Linked DNA regions of Homo sapiens: region 1 is linked to region 2. The links are chromatin loops, found by intact Hi-C in ENCODE. Cell type or tissue: heart right ventricle. All regions are shown on one strand.

Region 1 (8,000 bases), 52 kb before region 2:
TCCAGCCTGGGCAACAGTGTGAGACTCTCAAAAAAAAAATTAATAAATAAGATAAATGTTAATTATATAGATAATCTTTAAAAAAATTAAATTTTACAAATGAGTAATATTTTCCTAAATATGTCATAGGAACTAGCTTTAATATTATTATTGGAGAAATACTTCTTTCCTGACTTTTTCCCCCCTCAGTATTGTGACTTATTAAGAAAGGTAAAGTCAGGTAGAAGTTTAATATAAAAATATATTTGATTATTTGTACAGATGGTAAATTAAACTGTAAAATAAACCATTAACTTTTAAATAATGGAATAAAAGATGGGTACTTAATTATCCAACACTTAAAAATGATTTTTTTAAAAAATTGCAACTTGTGTATATTCTGTATATTGACTTTTTATCTCACAGTGAATTCACAATAATACTGAATCTAGACGTTAATAGATTAGTTGCATATTATCCAAAAAACATAAAGCATGACATTTCTATAGAATTTAGTTTCTGTAAGTTACGCAATTGTTACAGGTTTTTCCTGTGAAGGATAGGCTGCTACCTCAGGTTGAAGAAGCTAATGTTGGAGTGAATGTGGTGGTTGCCTTAGAATGATTTTGCCGGCAGCAGTGAAAAATGTTTTCCTTATAGTTCTTGTGCAGCAGGCCATGGAGTAAAGCACATTTTTATAATAAAGGTGATGAATTTAATCGCAAACTGGCAGCCTAATGGAAATTGCAGACCTTGATACTGGGAGAAAATTGCCTATAAAGCAACTCTTGAGAGAACAGGCTTTAAATTTATCCACCCATTTTGACATTGAGGAGAACATTGGAATCATAGGGTATTTTGCTTGGCCTGCTTAGTTCAGATGAATGACACTTGAGTATTCTATTTAAGTGTTAGAGATGGTTTAAAGTTAAGTTTTATACATTAAAGCCTTTAGCACATGCATTTTTGTATTTTATAAAGTATTTAAAATTTTGCTGGTTTTTAACATTTTAGTAGATGATATGCCTAATGAAATCCATTTGCCACGTTTCTAGTCATATGCCGTGTATTTCATGTTTCTGCTGTATATATGAGGAACTGCAATCTTAAAGGATATAGAATATTGTGGGCTTATAATTAACACTACTGACAGAATGTTTGTCATATAAATGATCAGTCTTTACTATTTTCTATTGTATTTAAGCCATTTATATTATAATATTTAAACACAGAATGGTAGAAAATTTCTATTACAGGAAAATCTGGGTTTTTGTCATTTTTTACTCTAAGTGACTAATGTTTGTAATTTCTTAGGAATAACCAAACCCTTGATTCAGTACACACTATTTAAAGTGTTTAATCCAGAATTTAGGTGCATTGTAGTGTGTATTTTGAGATGCCTGTTCTGTCCCGCAGTATACATGCTTGTTAACAGATAGCTAATGTCCAAGTTCAGAGAATTATTTGTGGCTATTGGAAACATTTACCCATCCAAGCAAGGTAAATGTTTAAAATGTAGAAATGCTGATGTAAAATATAAAAATAACATTTCTCATTATACTTATTGAAACTACTGGGGTTTAAAGGTAAAGAAGTGTTAACTTCTAGAAGGTTATTCGATTTTGCTTCCATACACAACCCTGATTCTTTTGACTGTAGTTTTGGGCAGCATGGTACATTACATAATAAGGGTATAGCTGTGGTAGATCTTTGTTCTCTTTAGGTATAGAATTGGAGAAGTTTAAGTTTAAAGCAAGTATGAGAGCTTAATATTTTGATGGAGAAAGCAAGAAAAACGTTTTACAAATTCTCTATTCAGGGAACAACTTACTGAGGTGGTCATGAGACTGAAGGTATGAAAAGGAAGAAATGGCAAGGTGCGGTGGCTCACACCTGTAATCCCAGCACTTTGGGAGGCCGAGGTGGGCTGATCACTTGAGGCCAGGAGTTCAAGACCAGCCAGGCCAACATGGTGAAACTCCATCTCTACTAAAACTACAAAAATTAGCTGGGCGTGGTGGTGTGTGCCTGTAGCAGGAGAATCTTTTGAACCTGGGAGGCCGAGGTTGCAGTGAGCCAAGATCACTCCATTGCTTTCAAGCCTGGGCGACAGAGCGAGACTCCGTCTCAAAAAAAAAAAAAAAAAAAAAAAAGGGAAGAAGAAATAGAAGTATTCCTTTTCTTGCTAAAGCAAGAACCAGTAAATTGTATATTTTTCATTGAAAGTAGTTCCATCTAAATTAAGAGCCTGACTTTTTGGAGAATGATTACATTCATAGGAGAAGAGCATGTAATGTTGGAGATACATTTGAATGTTTAGCCATCTCTCAATTTCCATGGAGAGGAGAGTTCAAAATAAATCAACTCTTTAATTCCCTTATCGGTGACATAGATACTTGGTCATTTGTTTTATTTGGCTGAAGGAAGCTGTGGCAAGTTGAGAATTCAGAGGTAAAGCCTTTGTGAGAGAGATGATGTAGTTTAATTATTTTAACTCTAGTTCTCCTGATCCAGGAAAGCTTTATTTTTACTTTCAGATGAAAATTAAAATTTGTTGCAATTTAACGTGTAACACGAAGCTAGAATAAGGTATATACATAAGCTATATATGTATATAATTTAAATGATACAAGTGATGTATGTATACATATAGTACTTATGTTAAAATTTTACTGTTTTTCTGTAACAGGCTATAAATTTAGTGTATCGATTATCAAAGTATAATTAGCTGAATATAATTATTTGTTTATGAGATGATACTAAATTCAGTTCCCATAGATACTGGTGGTGATTTACTTTTTAAAAAGAGTTTTTCTTGTTATGTGCTTAAATCCACACCCGAAATGTAGCCATAATTTAGTTCAAGATTGTTTATGCCACAGTCTGGAAAACACCTGAAGTAATTGAGATTTTTGAGTGGTTGTGAATGGATTTTAGAATCATGTGTTGAACAGTGACATCACTAAATTAGCCATAGTAATGTTACTGTTTCACATTGAGGGTTTCAGGTGTGATGCTTTTCAGTTTTTTGTTTTTGTTTAGATAACTATTTTAGGGTTTGAGTTATAGTTATGCAAATTTACATTACGGTAATGCAAATATACCTTCCAAACTTGTGTCAATATGTATTAGACGCTAAAATGCCCTCCCCTCCCATCTCTGTTTCCCTCAAATTATTCATTTGTGGTTAAACTAATTTTAAACTCCGGAAAAGTGGTTAAGCCAAAAAAGGTCAGATCCTGGAAGAAAAAGCTCTGACCTTTTAAAAAGAGTGTTGGAAAAGTATTTGACGGTCATTTTCATAAGCTAAATGTACTGTGAGGTTTGTGTTTGAGTAGCTTTTAAGGTTTTCTGGATTATGTGGTTGAATTTTAAGGAGGAACTTAGTAAAAATGAGTTGGGAAAATTAACCTGTTACATTCTACCTTCCTTTTGCTATGTATAGTAGATCTACATGTGAGAAGTCATTTGCAAACAGCATTTGTTAGGTGTCTTTTCTAAGTATTTTTTATGCCTACAAAGTCTGGGAAAAGACCATTTTCAGATTTCAGATAATATTTCAGATAAATAATGATCAGATCAGTAGATACTGTCTTTCAGATCTATCAGAACACAGTATTTCCAGAATATAATTTTACATCACAGTCATCATTTATAATGACATTGATGACCAGTACTATTATTATTTTAAAGAGAAAGATATATATACACATACACATAAAGTCATGCATTGCTTAAAGACAGTGATAGATTCTGATAAATGCATCATTATGCTATTTCCTTTTGCGAACATCATAGGGTGTACTTGCATAAATCTAGATGGTATAGCCTACTACACACCTCAGCTGTATGGTATAGCCTTTTTTGTTCCTAGGCTGCAAACCTGTACAGCATGCTACTGTACTGAATACTGTAGGCAGTTATAACACAATGGTATTTGTGTAAACGTAGAAACATTCTAAACATAGAAAAGGTACAGTAAAAATGTGGTATAAAAGATAAAAAATGGTATACCTGTATAAAGCACTTACCATAAATGGGGCTTGCAGGACTGGAAGTTGCTCTCGGTGAGTCAGTGAGTGAGTGGTGAGTGAATGTGTGAAAGTCCTAGGATACTACTGTGGATTTAATAAACATTGTATTCTTAGGCTGCCCTGAATTTATAAAAGATATTTTTCTTAAGTAATAAATTAACCTTAACATACTATAACTTTATAAACTTCTAAATTTTTTAAACCTTTGACTACAATTACAGTTTAAAATACAAATACATTATACAGCTGTACAGAAATATTTTCTTTATATCCTTATTCTATAAGCTCTTTTCTGTTTTCGAACTTTTCTATTTAATTTTTACTTCTGAGTCCTTTTTGTTGAAGACAAACACACACATTAACCTAGGCCTGCACAGGGTCCAGATCATCAGTTTCATCTTCTTTCACCTCCACAGCTTGGCCCACTGCCAGGTCTTCATGGGCAAGGGCTGTATGGCTTACCAGTGTGTCTCCAGCACAGTGTCTGATACCACAGAAAGATAGGAACTACTGCATTAATAATAGCAGATTCTTGAGCATGTATTACATGACAGACACCTACAAATATTTGTTGTTCAAGCGAAAGAATTTATTCTATCAAACTCAGAATTTTCGCTCTAGAATAATCCTTCGTGGTTTTTTTTTGTTTTTTTTTTTTTTCGGGGGGGTGGGGGACGGAGTCTCACTCTGTTGCCCAGGCTGGATTGCAGTGGCACGATCTCGGCTCAATGCACCCTCCGCCTCCTGGTTTCAAGTGATTCTCCTGCCTCAGTCTCCCGAGTAGCTGGGATTACAGGTGCCCGCCACCACACATGGCTAATTTTTTTTTTTGTATTCTTAGTAGAGATGGGGTTTCACCGTGTTGGCCAGGCTGTTCTCAAACTGCTGACCTCAGGTGATCCACTTATCTCGGCCTCCCAAAGTGTTGAGATTACAGGCATGAGCCACCGCGTCCTGAATCCTTTTTTTTTTTTTTTTTGAAACAGAGTCTCACTCTGTTGCCCAGGCTGGAGTACAGTGGCTTGGCTCACTGCAACCTCCATCTCCAGGGTGTGAGCAATTCTCATGTCTCAGCCTCCCGAGTAGCAGGTAATACAAGTGTGTGCCACCACGCCCAGCTAATTTGTGTATTTTTAGTAAAGATTGAGTTTTGCCATGTTGACCAGGCTGATCTCGAACTCCTGATCTCAAGTGATCTGCCTGCCTTGGCCTCCCAAAGTGCTGGAATTACAGACGTGAGCTACTGTGCCTGGCCTAGAATAATCTTAGAAGTCCTCATGGATGAGTAAATATGGATGGTGAAAAGCTTAAATGAGAATGTCTTGTCTGATTTTCATTCCACTTTTAATTTGAATATACCATTTCCTTTCCCCCCTCATTGTATATGTCTCTACTTTTTTGTTCTTTACTTTATTCATAGTTCTAATTTCTACTCACTGCCCCATCTTTTCCTTCTTCTCTATCTAGCTCTTACCATCTGTCATCACTGCTTTTCCCACTATCATGATCACTCACTCTAGCAGCAACCAAATTTAACTTTGGGGATGGAGCAGTAGTGCTGGAGAGGCCAAATGGTATGAGTAAAAGAATACAGCTTTTGGAGTCAGCTAGATTTTCATCTTTATGTGGTCTTTGGTGAAAGTACTTAATCCCCAAATCTCTCTTTCCTAACTATGAAATGAAGGTGAAAATATTACTTACCTGTAAGGGAATCTACCTGATAATAATGGAATAAAATGCTGACTTCCACCACAGAGTTCTTGGGGAGGCTTTTTATGTGGAAAGACATTAGACTTCATTACTCTGAATTCTGGATTTGTATCTCCTAGCCATATAGACTGAATGACTGTAGAATCCAACATAATGCTTTTAATATTGGCATAACTTCCTTAGTTTAAGTTATATGATGAGATGTAGAAACTCAATAAAAGGTAAAATTATTCTTTGTGTTATGAAGTATGTTTAGAGGTTTCTTTTAAGAGGTCTTATTTTGCTACTCTGCTTCAACTATAGTTTTTGTTCATTTAGTTTGTTATAGAACTGGGACCATGTCTGTATTTGCACATGACTATATTCCTAGGGCCTTGGCCAGTGCCTGGTACAGAGTAGGTGTAAAATACATAGTTGTTGAATGCATATACGAAAAAAATCATTATATTGTATCATTGGTAAGACAGTTTTTTTTTTTTAAAACAGGTTATACTTTATTCAGGTCAGTTCAATTTTGTAAAGTTTTTACTTTTAGGAAATTAAAAAGCTTTTATTTTATTATGTTCTGAATATATTTTTACTAAATATACTTTGAGTACAGGGTTAATTAGGACTGTGCAGGCTATGAATATAGGGTTTATGATAAAGCTCAGTAGGAGTGGATGATTGCAGTCCTTTTGTGCAATCCTGGCAGGAGCAGCCTTTTCCTTATTGGCTCGGTTTTTTTCTTAAAGCCAAGACTAAGCACATATTTAGATGCCTGTATATTTTATTTTCTCATCTGATGTAAGATACACTGGAAGAATTTAGCATTGATGTAATGAACATATGTTATTAGCAAAGTGTTCTAAACTTCTCAAGTCCAGAATAAAGAGACCAAGCCATTTGCAGAAGAGCACTGTGCATTTATATTACTTTAAAGGGAAGAGGAGTAAGCTAGCTAGAATTGTCAAGCAGATGCCATATTGATGCTTGAGTGAAGTTACAAGAAATATTTTTGGAGCTTTGCGTGTTTTTGTGCTAATAGTCCTAATATTTGTTCAAAAGGTGTTTTTTCTCCAAGGATGTAGATGTTACAAATATAGCAAAAGGCAAAAACAAAGCTATCTGCCCTCTCAGCTAACATTCTAATGTCAACAGGCAATAATCAATAAACAAGTACAGTAATGTATTAGGAAATATGAATTATAGAAATAAAATTGAAGGGTAAAGGGGATCTGGAGTGTTCCTATGGATTGAGGCAAGTTGCTGTTTAAAAATAGGAAGATCAAGGTTGGACTCCTTGAAAAACTGGAGCAGAAATCTGAAGGAGGTGTTAGTGTGAGCCATACTGCTCTTTGGGGAAAAGCTTTCCAAGGCAGGGAAAGAGTTACTGCAAAACCTTGAGGGCAGGGCTAGCAATTCCTTGTGTGGACTTGTAGCCAGGGACGGAGGTTAGGTTGGTTAAGGACATTTGATCAGAAGGGCAAAAAAGGTGAGGGCAAGGGGAGCCTGTGTGGATGCTGTAGGCTATTGTTTATCTTTGTAAGGACCTGGGCTTTTATACCAACTGAGATGGGAAATCATTAGAGCAGTGGTTCTGGGCATCCTTTTAGGGAATCTGTGAAATCAGACTATCTTTGTGATAATAAGATGTTATTTGCCATTTTCACCACCATTTACATACGAATGTACAGTGGAGTTTTCCAGAGGCTGCGTGCTATGTGATATTGCAACAGATTGAATTCAAGAGAAGAGAGAATCTAGCTGTCTTTATTAAAACAGACATTTAAAAGATTGCAAAAGTATAAAACTGACCTTTTCAGTAATTTGTTTAGTTGGAAAATAGGTTATTTTCTGTAAAATGTGCATTTTTGGTTAATATATAATAAGTTTACTAGTATTTTAAAATGAAAAAATAATTTAAACATTTTTAGTTTTAATTTCTAGCGTGGTAAGTTTTATTAGACATAACTTTCATGAACAGGGATCTCTTTGGGCTCCTCCAATTAATTTTTAGAGAGTGGAGTCCTGAAACCAAAAAGTTTGAACAGAGGAGTGACATCTCACTTGGATTTCAGCAGGCTAACTCCAAAGAATAAAGAATAGACTGACCAAGGTAGTGGTGGAAGCAGGTAGACCGGTTAGGTTAAGATTAGGTAGGAAATGATTGTGGTTAGAGCTGTAATGTTAGGGCTTGTGATGGTGAAGTGAAATTGGGGATATAGTCTGAAAGTTGAGTACACAGTATTTGCTAGTGGATGGAATATGAAGTGTGAGAATGGACTTGACATTGTG
Region 2 (8,000 bases):
TTCTTCATGCAGTTATGCATATGTACACGTATGGTATATTAAGTGGATCATATTATATTTGCTGCTTTATAATCAACATTTTTTTCCTGCAACTCTGTATCCTGTCCTATGTCAGTTCACCGAATAGTAGAGCTTTATGCCTAAGACTGTGATAGGTGATAGGAAAGTACACTTAAAGGACATTTCAAGGCAGCATTCATAGTGATATGCAAAAATAAATTTCCTTGAATTTTTGGGTGGGGGAACTTACAAGATTTTATTCTTATGAAATATGTTACTGCTGTGTCAACACTTTGAAAGAGAGAAATTAATTCAGTCTTGTGATTGATACACCAGAGTGGCTTTGGCAATTGGTGGCATGACATCAAGTACAAGTAGGGTTCCAAACAGCCTGTTTTATCGATCTTGTTGAATACTTAGCTCTCTGACAAGCTCTAGCATGGATATAGTTTTTTTTTTTTACGTTTTCATTATGCAAAATTTTAAGCAATGGAAAGACAAGTAGTGTAGTGAACTCTAATTTACCCATCACCCAGGGTCAGCATTGCCTCTCTCCTTTCAAGAGGGAACTCTCTCATTCCCCATTGCCTCACTTCACCTTTTGCCTCCCAGATTATTTTAGAATCAAATTCAGACATATAATTTCAACTGTAAATATTTTATTAGCTATCTCTAAAATAGAACTCTAATGATAACGTGTTTGTGTTTTAATATCTAGAAAATTATTTATCCTCAAATATGTTGTCAGTGTTAATAGTTTCTCTGGTGTCTCATTAATATGCTTTTAAAATAATTTGTTTTAATGAGCATACAAATGAGGGTCATCTACATTGTAATTGATAGATCTCTTAAGCCACTTCCCAAACCTCCATTTCTCTTTCTTGGCTTCACTGGGTGATTTGTCTTGAATTCCTGTGGATTTTGCTGGTGGCATTTTCTTGGTGGTGTTTAACATTTATCTCTGTTCCCCATATTTCTTGTAAATTGGTAATGACAAAGGTTTAGTTAAATTCAGCTCTCCCACCTTCTCTTTCTCATTTCTGTTCTTTTTTGAAAGAATATTTCATAACTAGTGTTTTGATGGTAGTACATAAAGTCTCATTTCCTCTCTGTGATTTTAGCAATCATTGTTGATTGTTTTCTAGGTCCTTTTTTTCAGTGGGAGTTGCAGAATAGCTATATTCTGTTTCTTCATTCATATTAGCTAGATACAGTTTTTATCAGAAAGGCGGAATAAATGTTTAATTCTTTATTTGCTAGTTTTTAAATAGTGAATTGGTTCCCAAGAATCCTCCAGACTGAAAGAATGAGTGTTTCCCTGCCCCCCGCCTTTGGGTATCACTACGAATGCATTTAAACAGTTTTATATGTTTCCGTTCATTGAAGATATTATTTTTAACTGGCGCTCAAGTTGTTTGGCCATTGGAGGGACTTCTTCACATTGACTTCTAAATCTTTTCAACATAATCCTAGTAGATGGGAATAGTAACTTTGCCGTCTAGTGTAGTGTGATATGACAGTCTGCACTCTTGTGAGAATTCTTCCTCAGACTTGGAATCAGCCAATTTTTTAGGGAAGCTTTGTTAACAAAAAGTGACAAAAAAAAAGAGAGAGAGAGAGAAAGAAATAGTGCAGAGATTATAGTCTGGGCTCTAGTGATTCTCATTATTGTAGGCTTTTCAGAGCTGTGAAATACACACGAATATTTTCACAAGCTCATTCTCATTAAATTTAGGACTATAATGTTTTTATTTAATCTTCTATCTGTATCTTATTTTCTCACTGAAAATTCTGGTTCCTAGTGACACAAAATAATGATTCATTTGCTTTATTTCAAAAAAGGAATACAAAGCAGTCTCAGAATAACTATAACCACTACTACCAGTGATACAGTTGGTGACAATTTTACACTGAGCTCTTACTATTTTGAGGGTATATCCACTAGATACAAGTTACCATCTCTTAAAGCAGCTGGAATAATTTTTACTATGTAACAGTTGTGCTAGTATATAGATCCATGGTTAGGTTCATTTGTTGCACTTGATTTTCTAGTTGTGGAAATTGCATAAAATATTTTCCTGTTTTCTACCTTAGAATATTTACATGGTTCCAAAGCAAAATATGCAAAGCAGAGAATTTTTATAAAGTATGGCTTTCATCTCAGGCCCATTTATTTACCTAGTCCTCCCTTGCTGTTTGGGTAGATTTTTTATTTTTAGTTTTTGGTTTATCCTTCCATTTCTTTTTTTTTTTTTTTTTAAACATAAACAGTTATGTAACAGTTTTGTGTGTGTATCTGTGTATAATTTCTCACTCTTCATAGATTATTATACTCTCAGCACTTTTTAATACCTTTATTATTTATTTTCACTTAATAGTATATTGTGGTCATTTAATGGGAGTGTATAAAGAATAGCCTTTATTCGTTTTTTTTTTTTTTGCCGTTACAAAAAGGTATAGTGCTGTGTTGAAAAGTGTTTCTTGAAGTTGCTAGTTTATGTTTGAATAGAATTGTAGAAGCAGGATCGTGTGTGGTTTTATTAGTTAGTGCTAAATTCCTCCGTCTTAGGGTGATGGTTTGCGTTACCATCAGCAGTGTATGAGAGTAGCAGTTTCCCCCCAGCTTCACAAAACTTTGCTCTGTTGTGCAGGAGATTGAGCATCTGTTAAAGGCACTTTCAAAGAAGTTATGCTGTGTGTGTGTGTGTGTGTGTGTGTGTGTGTGTTGTGTGTAAAAGTCATTACTGTTATGAACACTGTTACCACCTTCAGTTTCCCAACTATTGTTTGTAGTGCGTTTTTTAATATTCTGACTGAAGCAGTTTATAAATAATGGTTAGACTTACTTGAAATGGTACCATTACAACATGTCTTAAGGCACACTAATTGTAATAACTTCTGGCTGGGCTTAAGAAACTACTTCTTAAATGTTTTTAAGTGGAAATATGCTTTGATTTTTCTGTAAGCTTAACAAGCTTTTCTCAGCTAGGGTTCCTCATCTGAACCACAGAAAATAGGAATTATTTCATTTTATTAAAGATGACTCATCAAGAGAACCATTATAGTTACACAGGAGAGAAGTTAACCACATATAATTTTTATGTCTTGGGCTGGGCATTGAAATTTGATTCTCATGTGGAATTCTTAGTTGAGAAAGGTGTACCCTGTGAGAAATGGTTTTTTTCTCGCATTTTATATTACTGCCTCTCCATCAAACCATATATATCTCCCCCTCTTCCTTCAGCCTCCCTTATTGGTACCATTTGACGAGATGATTAGGGAGTAGGAACTGTTACAGGTTGTTTGTTAGAGGGTTAATCTTACAAATTGTATTCTTATCAACTTTCATGAATCCAATTGAATAGTAGAATTCGCTATGAAAACAGATGAGTTGCTTTAGAAAAGTGGCAATGAAATGTATACTCTTGTATAACCTGGTTTAGAGGGAACCTTATTAAGTCATCGAGTCTAAACCATATTTGTGATACTTAATTCCATGATATTTCAGTAAGTAGTACTATAAATGACTGTTAGTCAGTTTTCATTACCTTCTACCATAGTTAATTTAATACAATCTGCGGCAGCAGTTATGTTTTTGAATGCCTGTGATTTTTTACCCTCAAGGAACTTTCACCCCTGGAAGACTGATATATTGACAGTGAACTGATGCAGCGGAGATGATATATACATTGTGCAGGAAGTCAAGAAGTAATGTGTTCTTTGAAGGTTGAAGGTTTTTAAAGGAAGCTGGAGAAGATTGAAGTAGGAGTTTACCAGGCAAATAAGTAAAATGGTATTCTAGACATCAGAAATAGAATCAACCAGGGTATGTTGCTATGTGGATGCTTGGTGTGTCTCAGTGGAAGGTATGGGGCACAGTGGAGTGTTGGTATTGGAGATAAGGCTGAGGTCTGAGGATAAAGGACCATGAACCTTATATCCAAATTTATTTCATTTTGAAAGCAGTGCATTGACACTCTTCTCTTTTAAAGATGAGAAGTTATATGATGTATTAATTGTTTTGGAAAGGTAACTTGACAGTAGTGGAAGAGATGGACAGAAGTGGGAAGTGACTAAAGGCAGAAGACAAATGATCAAGTCTCACACAACTCTGCCTAGAAAGTTCTTTCTTGTGTTAGGATAAAATCTTTGAAACTTCAGTCCTCTGATCTTAATCTACTTTGAATTCAAAACAAATATAATCTCTTAAACTTTAGAGACTTTGACATATTTAATGACAGTGCTTGTCTTAAAGGTGTTCTGCCCTAGCTAAAAGTTTATTGCCTAGTAGCCTTAGTTCTCTTTTTTGTTAAGATGTCATGTGATATGGTGTTGAATTCAACTTCAAAAGTGGTAGATTGGTTTGTTTTTAAAGAGAAAAGAAGACCCGCTATCCTTTTCAGTGCTTTTCAAACTGTCTGTGGTAAGAGACCCACTAAAAAAATTCAATCCATTATATCTTTTGGTGAAATACAATAAAATTAGTTACCAGAGAAGTGGAGTTTTAAAAAGACATATATTTAACCCCATTTAAAACTGTCTTTTATCAAGAGACATAAAATTATCCTGTCAGAATGCTCAAAGAGTTTCTGAACAGGCTTGATTTCTGTACTTGTAGGCTGCACTTCCGGCCGCACTGGTTTAAATGCCAACTGTGACGTGGTATGTTTGTTTCAGGATTGTAAACTAGCTCCCTGGTGTCCCTCCTCCTCTACTTTTGTTCTTCTCACTCCCTCATTTTTTTTTATTTTTTATTTTTTTGCTCTGTGTTTATAAAATAAAATTCATTTTAGATTATTGACTAGATTATTTTTAAGTTTGATTTCTGGTTACATGTTCATTAAGGACTCAAATGGCTTAGCTTTGTTTTAAGATAGAAGAGTACAAAACAGTGCAATAAAGATTAAATGTTTATTTCCGGGTTGATAATATCTCAGTACATTTATAGAGTGGAGTCACTGCTTTTTGCCCATTGTTAAGAAAGATTGGGAAGACTTGAAATAAAAAATTTATTTGAAAATACATTTATTAAAATTTGTGAGACACCCTTTGAGAGGTAAAAAGATGGACCCAATAAGAATAGACTTTTGTTTTTATTAGTAAAGTAATACTTTAACCTGTAAAACTTCATCTCATTACTCAGCCATAGATATAACTCCAGGATGAGTTAATTGCCCATGTCTAATGAAATGAGACGTGAGTCTCAGTGAAAAGGGAGAGTCCATTTTATCACTAGATGCTCTTAATGAGCCTTTTAAAATTAAGTCTTGATTGGATTGCAGTCAATTTCGTTAAGGAATATTTGAGCATCTTGTAGTTGTGTCTTATGTAACATTTTCTTTTTAGAGGATTCAGCTCTCTGTTGACAGAGTGAGTAGTGGAATGTTGCTGATGTGTATTAATGCTGCAGCAATTGATCTTTTCAAAACCCGTTAACCTTAGTTGGAAATAATTTTTCAGTCTAATATATTAACAACAAATTATTAGGCCGTTTCATAAGCCTAGGGAGCCATCCTATTCTATCCTATTAGTTTTAGTTTTCTGTTTATTTCTTCAGTTATGAGAGACCACTATTAAATTATTTTGTTGTTCTTTAGATTTTAAAACATGTAATTGTTAACTCTCGATTTTAAATACCTATAATTTTTAGTTTGGTGTTTTTAAATCACAGGTTGTTATAGGACATAGTTTGTGGGGCTGTGTTTAATGTTTAACAACAATTGTGAATCTCAGATTGTTGAAATTATTCTTCATTTTGTGAATTGTTACGTTTAACTATTTTTAAAAACAGTAATAGAAATTATAGCAGATAGTGAAGAATGTTTTTAAAAAGGTCTGCAAAAACTTAAGATTTTTGGTGAATTAAAATAAGTATAAGGTAGTCTAAATATAGAGGACTAGTCACTTCAAATAGAAAAAAATTTTCTTAAAAAATCTAATGTGAAGAAAATTTGGAGTAATTTTATCTTTGTAACTAATAAGATTAATGTTTGAATAATAATTTGTGTTATCTCAGTAGTGAGATTATTGAATAATAGACAAGTGAGTAAACGGATGCCTATATGGATGCTTCAGGGTGTGTAATATTATCAAGTGTTACAACAGCACATTGTTTAGAACGTTTAAGATTTAAGACGAGTAAGTACTTTAAAAGGAGTCAAAAGAAGTGAAAGCAAATACTGAACCTCATCTTTTATAACATAAAAATGAATTTTTTCTTAATTATGAAAGCCTTTCACGTTTAGTGTAGAAAAAATTTAGATAATTCTGGTATTTTAAAAATCTAATCTTCCCCATTTAGCGCCGTTACTTATGTGTTAATACATATTTTGAGATCTATGTATTTGTGACCTGATATATTTTGTTTAAGTATATTACGTACTAAAAAGTCATCTACAATACTTTTTTTTTTTTTTTGAGATGGAGTTTTGCTCTTGTCACTCAGGCTGGAGGGCATTGGGCAATCTTGGCCCACTGCAACCTTCACCTCCTGGGTTCAAGCGATTCTCCTGCCTCAGCCTCCTGAATAGCTGGGATTACAGGCGCATGCCACCACTCCCAGCTAATTTTTTGTATTTCTAATAGTGACGGGGTTTTAATGTTGGTCAGGCTGTTCTTGAACTCCTGAACTCAGGTGATCCACCGCCTCGGCCTCCCAAAGTGCTGGAATTACAGGCATGAGCCACCGTGCCCAGCCTACAATACTTTTTAATGGTTATAAGTAGCATTTAATTGTACATATGTGTACTGAGGTATATTGTTTGTTGAAGTTTTAAAATAATTGTTTTTACTATAAAAATGCTGTGAAGAATATCTGTACTTTATCATTAAGATAAATGTGACTGGGCTCCATGGCTCATGCTTGTAATTCCAGCACTATAGGTGGGATTCCACCACTGAGGTGGGAGGATCATTTGAGCTTAGGAGTTCGAGACCACCTTGGACCCTTCTCTAACTTAAAAGTACAACAAAAAAAGATAAATGTGTAGAATTGGTTGGTTGAAAATGCATTTCAAAATTGCCTTTCAACTTCACTGTTTGAAATTGTAAGCTCCCTCAGAAAATGAAAATGCTTATGTAACGAATCTTCTAAAAAATCACTTTTTTAAAGGGACAAAAATATAGACAAAAATACAACAAACATACTTCTGGTTAACAAGGTTAAAGCTTATCTGTTTCACTTGTTTATTGCCTAACATTGCTGCCATCTGTAAACCCCCACTTTGTATTTTCTTTTCATCCTCATTTTGAAAAAATAAAAAATTATACATGCAGAATAATTACAAGGCTAACAAAGTGAATTTGTGTATACCTTCAACCTAAATTTGCTGTATACCTTGGCCCTCCATACTGCAGGCCCCACATCCTCCAATTCAGCCAACCACAGATCAAAAAATATTCGGGAGGAAAAATAATAAAAAATAATAATACAACAATAGAAAATAATACAAATAAAAAATATGGTACAATGATTTACGTAGTCTTTGCGTTGTATTCAGTATTTTAAGTAATCTAGTGATTAAAGTATATGGAGGATGAGCCTGAGTTCTGTGCAAATACTGTACCTTCCTATATCAGTGACTTGAGCACTGGTAGGGAGGCGGTCCTGGGACCAATCCCACAGGGATACTAAGGGACAACTGTAGTAACGTTTTGTTCATTTGTGTGTACACACAGTGTTGATTTTTTATTTGGAAGTTCACCTACTTGCTGAAACTTATGTGTAACCCTCAAATCATTACTGGCGACACTTTCACGGTCATTCAGACACGCACACAGTGGCAATAAAAATCTGAGTCACCCAAATGCTCTTTTTTGATATTGAGATAGAACAAGATGACACACCACCACCTTTTTACTTCAGTTCATACACTGTTAAAAAAAGTTATTTTCATGGTCTGCTTAGTGTCACGTTTTGGGTTTTTTTTTTGTTTTTGTTGTTGTTGTTGTTATTGTTGTTTTTGTGTTTTTTGACTGTTTATTATGATTTTGCTGTTTAA

What was found. Hi-C counts contacts between places; a loop is a spot of excess contacts. Peaks named below come from ENCODE experiments on the same cell type or tissue, not always from the same donor. Only the 100,000 strongest peaks of a DNase experiment are listed, where the experiment ranks them.
Region 1: a loop joins it to region 2, with 2.4 times the contacts of the local background. A loop is called at or near these places in 5 of 110 quality-filtered maps.

The regions. Positions count from the first base shown.
Region 1 is chr6:163,434,682-163,442,681 of GRCh38, forward strand. All of the region lies in intron 1 of QKI (QKI, KH domain containing RNA binding), which reads left to right. Among named protein-coding and RNA genes, the nearest start is that of QKI, 24 kb to the left of the region's middle. In heart right ventricle, no CTCF peak of the experiment used is centred here; a DNase peak (open chromatin) is centred at 4,436; H3K4me3 peaks cover 660 bases; H3K27ac peaks cover 2,056 bases.
Region 2 is chr6:163,486,732-163,494,731 of GRCh38, forward strand. All of the region lies in intron 3 of QKI (QKI, KH domain containing RNA binding), which reads left to right. Among named protein-coding and RNA genes, the nearest start is that of QKI, 76 kb to the left of the region's middle. In heart right ventricle, no CTCF peak of the experiment used is centred here; a DNase peak (open chromatin) is centred at 4,630; H3K27ac peaks cover 5,777 bases.